Linked DNA regions of Mus musculus: region 1 is linked to region 2. Evidence: chromatin loops called from intact Hi-C (ENCODE). Cell type or tissue: left cerebral cortex. All regions are shown on one strand. Links, peaks and the distances in the headings refer to the core of each region. The heading gives the core; the rest is flanking DNA.

What was found. A loop is a pair of places that touch in the nucleus more often than their neighbours do. Peaks named below come from ENCODE experiments on the same cell type or tissue, not always from the same donor. Only the 100,000 strongest peaks of a DNase experiment are listed, where the experiment ranks them.
Region 1: a loop joins it to region 2, with 2.9 times the contacts of the local background. A loop is called at or near these places in 2 of 42 quality-filtered maps.

The regions. Positions count from the first base shown.
Region 1 is chr2:62,450,822-62,453,321 of GRCm38, forward strand. No RefSeq gene overlaps it. Among named protein-coding and RNA genes, the nearest start is that of Gm13561, 3.0 kb to the right of the region's middle. In left cerebral cortex, for the core only: a CTCF peak has its summit at 1,427 (motif pointing left); a DNase peak (open chromatin) is centred at 1,364; H3K27ac peaks cover 550 bases.
Region 2 is chr2:62,041,462-62,047,712 of GRCm38, forward strand. It overlaps Slc4a10 (solute carrier family 4, sodium bicarbonate cotransporter-like, member 10), which reads left to right and starts at 5,054. Exons shown (of 26, transcript NM_033552.3): 1 at 5,054-5,231. The coding sequence starts at 5,184. In left cerebral cortex, for the core only: no CTCF peak of the experiment used is centred there; a DNase peak (open chromatin) is centred at 5,076; H3K4me3 peaks cover 1,678 bases; H3K27ac peaks cover 1,717 bases.

The sequences.
Region 1 (2,500 bases), core at 1-2,500, 410 kb after region 2:
CAGGAAGCAGTGGTACAGGAAGGCCATTGGACTCTCTTGCTAGTGGGTTGTGATGGTGGTAGTGTAGAGACATAGGCTTTTTTTGTCAACCCTGTGAAGGGTACAGGTGTTATTGCAAGAGATGTAGAAGATGTTCTCCCGTGTGTGTGTGTGTGTGTGTGTGTGTGTGTGCGTGAGAGAGAGAGAGAGAGAGAGAGAGAGAGAGAGAGAGAGAGAGAGAGAGAGAATGTGAATGACTGGGTTGTAATAGCTACAGTCATGTTATTTTAGTTTCTGTGGCTGGGTATCAACTCCAAAACATAGTGCCAGGAAGAAAAAACGAACACAAACAACAACAGCCAAACACCAAAAAAAGTTTGTTCATAGATTCTCTGGACAGGGCATAGTGAAGATGTGGGGGTGTTGTTTTTGTTGTTGTTTGTTTGTTTGGTGAAGTCTGGGTTTCATTTAGAAAGGTGGATGGTCAGAGTCTAGAATCATCTACATGCTTGCCCACTTACATGAATGGTAATTAAAGCTGGTGCTTAAGGGGTAATTCAAGGGGTGTTCTTTGGACTAAATGTTCATGTCCCCCAAGTCAAATCCAATCTCAAAATCAAGGCATGTGCAAATGGGGATATAGGGGAGAATTGGAAAATATGGGCAGAGTGAATGAAAAGATTAAATGCTCTTATAAAAAGCAGCCATGTACCCTTGCTTTCTACAACAAAACAGGGCAAGAAGATGGCTGTATGTAAAACAAAAATAGGGTGCTCAGTGGAACCTGACCCAAGGGGTACTCTGGTACAAGCCATTAGTGCCAGAACTGTAGAAATAAATGTATGCTGTTCAAGCTGCTCTAGTTTAGGAGGTTGTATCACAACAACCTTCACTGGCAGACAGTTAGCAACTGGAATCCCTAGCTCTGAGTTCCCAAGGTCAGAAGATAAAGAAGGAATGAGCTTTGTGACCTGTGACACAGGTACATAGGTTCCATGTGTGAGTGAGTGTGTGTGTGTTTGTGTGTGTGTGTGTGTGTGTGTGATGACTCTGAGCTGGTCTTTGGCTTAGAGATCTTAATTATGAATAAGCTTATTTTCAGATTGCACTGGGTCCCACAAATTATATAACAAGAAAGAGAGGGAGGAATGGGGAAGGGGAATGGAAGAAGAAAAGTACCCAGAAGCTATGTTGACTTTTTCTTCTTTTTAACCATATCTAGGAAGTCGGGCAACATCACTTATAGTACACTGAAATTTGTTAGAAGTGTGTGCTCGGGGTGTTCCATATTCAGAGGGAAGAGAATAGATTGCGCTGCTTGATGGAAGGATGTCAAGGCTCTGGGAGAATATGTGGGAACATAAATATTGCTATGGCCATTTTTGGAAAATACAATCTGCCACACATGCTCTGTATGTATTTCTGCAGGTGCCACCTACTGGGTTAGTTTTTATTTTGTTTCTTGTGTAATAGAGTTTTAAAATTAAAGCTAGAGACTGAGACACGAAGATAGAACCGATGCAGTATCGCATAGCTAGATCGCACCATACACAACTTTCTCTCTGCCACTTGAGTGGATACAACTATTTTCAAGATGGGAAATGATGATATGGAGACAGGCATCGAGAGGGCATTGTTAGGAAGAATGTTTCTCTCACTCTAGTTTACCCAAAGCTTAGCAACAAGACACCTCTGGGAACCCTCTTAGAGGGTCTTGAATCACAGTTCTCATAGGTGGGAGGCTCAGAAGATCAGGGCCTACATGTTTTAAAGAGGATGAAGACAGCAGACTGAAGAAATTCTGCAGAAGGGATGTGGCACAGGGGCAGAACCCTGGCCTTGAATGAAGCCTTAGGTTCAACCCTTAAAACTGTGAACTATAAAGTGGTATCTTTAATTTTTTAGGAAAAGATCTTATTTTACTAAAATATATCATTTATTACTTTATTTTGAATTCACTGTTTTATACTATTATGTTTGCAATCACTAGGGATATTAGTATCTTTATTTTTTTTTAAATAAATGTATCCACAAACCAAGCAAGGCAGGGAACTCAGTGGGGAAGGGGAATGGCCCACCAAATCCATTTGGCAGACTTTAACATGACAGTTAGTGATAGTTTTCTCCAAGACCAAACTGGACACCCCTGAAGTCTCTCAGAGGGAGGGGCCCCTTCTAACAGGCTAGGGCAACCTCAGAGGAATGGTTCAATCTTAAGAGTCCAAGGCAATCTACCAGGAGAGAAGAAAGGAGGGGGCAAAGGAGCTGTTTCCGCAACTCAGATGGGGATGAGCACATTACACATCAAATCCAGACAGGCTGGAGCACGTCTAGCTCCAGAATTCAAAGGGCAGAGAGAGAGAGATTTCCAACAATGGCCAGGGCCCTCGAGGGAGCATTTGGCTCATAGTATCCTAGAGAGAAGGAATCAGAATCCAGGAGCTAAAATTGATGCTGAATGATCGAGAGCTACAGAGAGAGTCACAGGTGACCCCTAAAAAGGGATGTCCAGCCTGTCTGC
Region 2 (6,251 bases), core at 3,752-6,251:
ATGTCATTAAAAGTCATTTTATCTCAAGTTTTAGACTTCGGTCTCTTGTTTTTCACATATAATTTTTATGTAGCTATATTGTCAAATAATTGTAATACAACCATTTTAACCTCATTGCTGAGTAGCTTACAAATACGTGAGACTCTGACTATGGTTATTTTATTTGGCCTTGACAGTGACTAGGGGGTAACCCCTAATCTACTATTCTAACTGCTAGCCTGGCTCCCTCCCCAGCAGTGTACCCCAGATACTTGCTGTTTCTCCTGGCCATGTGCTCATTGTTCATTTGCCCTCAAAGTGACTTCCTCCTCTTCCCATCTTTCTCCTCCAACCAGGTCACTTCTCACCCACCTTCCTCTAATTCCACCAGTAACTGCCTGCAGCCAATTCTATTTAACCAATAGTACTAAGTCAAGGAGCAAAGGTTTGCACCACAAAGCTAGTAAACATGAGAGTCACTGGTAGACCCAGACCTTTGGGTGTAGAATCGAGCATTATAATGCATAACAACAGGTCTAAATTGTGGCCTTTTCTGAGCAGAGCCCATGTCTTATTTGTTTCAATGTACTTTCTAGTGCACAATAGCCCTTTAGCTCCTATTGAACTGAGCTAGTTTGGACTAAGATACTGTTTTTCAGCCATCAACTGAGGACATAGACTGTAAGAATTCCCTTTCAGGATAAGTTAAGACACCACCTTAAAATTAAGAACTTAAAATTGTTCAAATTTCAAGATTGGGAAAACCAGCTGTGATCTCAGAGACATGTGGTTTAAACTGTCTCTTTTAGTTTGTGCTTCAGCACAACTCTGAAATACATTACTTAGTTTGCATATTCTTTTTCTGGTGATTGGTTAAAATTACTATCAAGTTAGGGCCCCAAAGCATCTGTAAAATGAGATTAAGTAGTGACTTTCCAGTTGTGGGTAACTATGTCCCACATTTATGTTTTATAGTAGGCATGCTTAGCTTTCCCCATAGTGATCAGGATTCATTTTTTTTAAGCTGATAAGAAAACATTTTTGGGGTTGGAGAGATGCTTCAGCAGTTAAGAGCACTGGCTGCTCTTCCAGAAGTCCTGAGTTCAAATCCCAGCAACCACATGGTGGTTCACAGCCATCTGTAATGGGATCTGATGCCTTCTTCTGGTGTGTCTGAAGACAGTGACAGTGTAGTCATATAAATAAAAAATAAATAAATCTTTAAAAAAAAAGAAAACAGTTTTTTTTTTGAGTCAGGTAAATTCAATGCAGTGCTTTGATTGATTCATCTTACAAATCAATAAAATATGTTTTAAATTGCTCAGAACATCTGTACGTGTCCCAGTAGATATAGACTTGCTGGGACAGAGCATAAAGAGAGGATATAAACAGTGCTGGATGCGCTACCAGATGCAAAATGTTTTAAAGTCATTGCCAGCCTAATGTTCAGATATTTTATATTAAAAAAGCAAGGGACTTTGAGATCCAAGCTAGAAATCCAATACTTAAAAAAAAAAACCTGAAAAATAAATCTTTTTTTTTCAATATTAGTGTTGGTAGTAATTTCTAGAACCCAGTGTTTCCTTCAAATACATTAGATGGCCTCTTGTGCAAGGTAAACATTGTGTTAATGGGAATATCTTATTCCTAGATCTTAAAATAGCAAAAAGAAGTAGGAACTGAGAGTACACTGAGTGCAGTGTGGTTTGTACACTTGAGAGAGGAGATGAACTTGAGCTCAGCAAGAGGCTCAGGATGCAGGACAGATCATGGAAGGAAGCTCACACAGAGATTATTTCTCTTTCCTTACCAACAAAGGGATTGGTTAGGACAGGGCAGCTAGAGATGAGGTTAGCTCATTGTTCAATGCTTTCCCTAGTGCCTCTTTCTAAGCTGGACTCCGGCTGATCCCTACTCTCATTTCATTCTTCAGAGAGGAAAATTCCACTTTAATATTGCTGCAGATGACAGGAAAAATATCATTAGTAAACACAGTATCTGAAACTTAATAGAATGAAAATAAGACTATTGTCACATTCTTGTAGGGTGTATAGAACATTACTTTATTTCCTTTGATGAACTGAGTCATACAGTTCTTAATATGATGCTTCCAATCTGGCTGTTAGGCTTCAATAGATTCTTACTGGATTTCTAAGCAAGAGAAGCCTATTTTTAATCATCTAGGTCAGTTCTCAACCTTCCTAATGCTGTGGCCATTTAATACAGTTTCTCATGTTGTGGTGATCCCAACCATAATTTTTTTTTTGTGACTGTAATTTTGCTTCTGCTCTGAATTGTGATGTAAATACCTGATATGGGGTAGTGCCCCACAGGTTGAGAACTGCTGATCTAGGCTTAAGGGGAAATACTATGGATTAGGAATTATACAGAATTCACTTTCGAGCAAGTTTCAAAACGGAAACCCCCGGATAATTTACCTCCTAGCCTCCACCAAGAATGTACAGATAAGATATACTCATGCATTTCATATTTCCTTATGCAGTTTGGAATTTCTCTTCTCTTTTATTTCTCTTTACCACCAGAATTTTGAAACCAATGATACTGTGCTAGAAGACTGTTTTCTTAGTAAAAATTCCATTACCTAGTGATGAGTGAGCACTCTCTCTCCAGCTATTGCTCGTTTTATATGAGTTGGTTAGGGTATTTATTGATCCACTATCTCAGGCTTTGGCCATTAACTTTAAGATATTTTATGAAATAGATATAGTAGGTTAAATGAGGATAATTTCCTTTTTCTTCTTTCATTTTTCTAGGCAAGTATTTCATGCTTTTGGATCAGAGATATATAGAAAGATAGGATTTTTAAAAATTTATATTACACTATTTATTACTATTGTGTTATATTTCGTGTATATCTGTGAGAGTTTGTTTTCTCCTTCTACTCTGAGTGTTCTGGGAATGTAGTCTGTTCCTTCGGCTTGATGGCAAGCACCATTTCCTGCTGAGCCATCTTATTGACCTTGAGCTTTAGCAGTAGGGTCTGGTGACTCCTATTACACTGGAACTGTTGGTAGAGTACCAAAGCAATGGTTGTTCCAGCAAAGCACATTCAGAGTTTATTAATACATATTGTAGAAAATGATGATTAATAGGAATTTAAATGCAATTTTGTTTTTATTGTCTCACTTGGAATTAAGAGTCAGAATTTTGGGGGCTGGCGAGATGGCTCAGCAGGTAAGAACACTGACCTCTCTTCCAAAGGTCCTGAGTTCAAATCCCAGCAACCACATGGTGGCTCACAACCACCCGAAATGAGATCTGACATCCTCTTCTGGTGTGTCTGAAGACAGCTACAGTGTACTTATGTATAATGATAAATAAATCTTTGGGCAGGAGGGAGCAGGGACTGAGCGAGCAGAGGTCCTAAAATTCAATTTCCAACAACCACATGAAGGCTTACAACCATCTGTACAGCTACAGTGTACTCATATACATAAAATAAATAAATCTTTAAAAAAGTTTTAAAAAAAGTCAGAATTTTCTTCATTATGTTTAAATTAATTTAGAAAAAATATAAACTAGGTGACTTAGGATTAGTTACTAAATAGAAATTAATGTTCAAAGGACAGTTTTATTATGTTATTCATATAAATCATTTCTGATTGTTTGTTACGGTTATGTGTGTGGGTAGGAACACTTACTTACTCATCAATTTTTTTGTAGAAAATCAAGTTGAGCCCACTTATTCCTAGTCAAATATCTTAAGATTCAGTTCCATTGTATAATCTAAATGTCCTATGAACAAAACTGTTACTCTTAACATTACAGTATAAAAACTAGTAGTTTCCCAGAAAGCAATAAAAACTTATTTTAAGAATTGTATTGAAGATGAAAAAGTTATCCATAATTCCATCTACAATAAGAGATATATAAACTTTAGTGTATTATTAATATTATTTTATGTAAATTCCCACCATTAAGGATTATAAAATCTGGTGGCTTTTTAAGTTTATAATAAATTATAGCCATCCTCTTTTAGCTCCTAAGAGATTTTTATTTTTATATACTTTAAACTTTTATATTCTTAGTCTGAGGTCCAGGGATAGATGGATTTCATTACTTAAAATAGATACAACCAGGAACTGTTTTGGCCGCCCCCTATAATCTCAACATTTAAGACTAAGAGACAGGACGATAACCATTTCAAGGCTACTCTTTGCTTCTTACTGAGACCCTCTCTCAAAGACCTAAGAGATGGACATACAGCTCAGCGGTAAATATTTGCCTAGCATATCTGAAGCCCTGGGGTTGACTGCACATTCAGAAGACAGATCCCATAATTAATTTCAAGAAATATGTATGCAAAATGAATTCCATAATTATTTAAAGAATGTGTGTGTAGACCATCGCCAATGTCTTTTTTCTAATGGTGTTCTTTGACTCCTCTCCTTCCATGAATTACTTAACTAGTTAAGGCAAGGAATATATGCCTAAGCTACTGATCAGATTTGCCACCTTTTAATTGACCTTTAATATATTTTAGTCATTGCTATTGCTATTGTCAGAATATTTTCCATTCCTGTCTGTTTTGAGAGACAAATTTTAGAAAAAAATCCTTTTTAATAGTGTATGACTTGCCAGTTTCTCACAATTTAAACATAGTAAATGTCTATTTTACCACTTACATTTTTAAGTTAGTGAATGGTTCAAGCTCACTGACATTCTAATTTTGAAGTCATATTACCTCAAATATCATACTAAATGATAGTAGGTAAGAGAACTCCTATTTAGACTTTGCATTGACATCACCATATTTGAACTATTATTTCCTATTGGATTCTGGAATGCAGTGAGTGTCTTAAGGTGTCAAAATCAGACTGAACTGGTTAGAGGCCAGCATGAACTCATTTGTTTAAGAAGTTATCATCTCAGGCAAAATTCTCACTGCCCTTTGGACTTGTAGCATCATCGTCTGTACTTTATACAAGTATCCAGGTGTGGGCAGTGATTCAGGGCTTGGGGATCTCTCTTACCGGCCCAAGGATTCAAGGCAATCAGTGCAAAACCTGGCCAGCAGCCCGAGTGAGTAGGAGCCATGTGACTCTGGTGAGTTGGAGTGTGCAGTTGCCTCCTGCTTCAGAGCTACCTGATCCGAATACTAAGCAGAGCGAGTGCCCGGCTGAGTGGAAGACACTGAAGACACTGCAGAGCAAGGTGCTTTTTTTCCAGAGGTGTTACAGAACATGGAGATTAAAGACCAGGGAGCCCAAATGGAGCCGCTGCTGCCTACGGTAAGAGACAACCTGCTGTCAAATAGATTAACCGCTTTGCTGCTGAACCTGTCAGGCAAGTGGTACGCTGCTAGGTGCTGGCAGAGTGTACTTTTGGGGTGGTGGATAGCTCCCACAGCATATGGACAGGGTCTCCTCCCATCTCCGGAGACCAAAATGCTTAAAGCAGAGCACATGCTTTTTTTTTTTTTTTTCCCTCCTCAATATGGATGCAGCATGGTGATGAAATGTCTCATATTTGTTGCTGTTTGAAGAAATGGCTAGGGTTTAGCAGCAGGGACAGTTATGTGTCTTTCTCTCTGCCTGCTATTGCTTATCTTTCTGTTTCCGAAGATTTGCAGTGCTGACTCAAGCTCCTGCAAAGAACCCCCAAACCCCCTTATCCTATTTAGCCCTTAATACATTTCTTCCTGTGCTCCATCCTCAGGCAGTGAGGTGAGGGAATCTGCTGCTGTTTTGAAGCTCTAGAGATTTGATCTCAGCAGAAAACGGGAAAAGGGTCGTGTGTGTGTGTGTGTGTGTGTGTGTGTGTGTGTGTGTGTGTGTGTGTGTGTGAGTGTGTGTGGTCTGTCAGTTCTTTCTCAAATGGACGTGTGCCACAGTTCGTGTATGTGGAAGGTATGCGCTTTTGGAGACAGGCATACTATTCACATATGAGTATCTGAAAGGTTCCTGAACTGTCATTTGACATTAGCCCATTTGTTTATCGCTGGGTCCGTTAGCCGCCTGCTTGATTTAATATTTGGTGTGATTGATTTGCCTGTCTTCTACACAATCCCTCTGTCTGGCGCACAGACTTTGACTTAAGGCAGCATCCCTTTTAGTCTGGGGCAGCTCAAGGGAGGCGTGGGTGAGGGGTGGGAGGAGGTCAGTATATACATGGTGAAGCGGAGATGCCAAACGTTAGCTCCTAGCTTTCTATCAGCGTGATCATTGCTCAGAACAGCAGAAATCTCCGCAGCACCAAACCATGTAAGAGAGAAGCTCTTCGGTTGTGACCCACCTTGCAGACTAGGACCG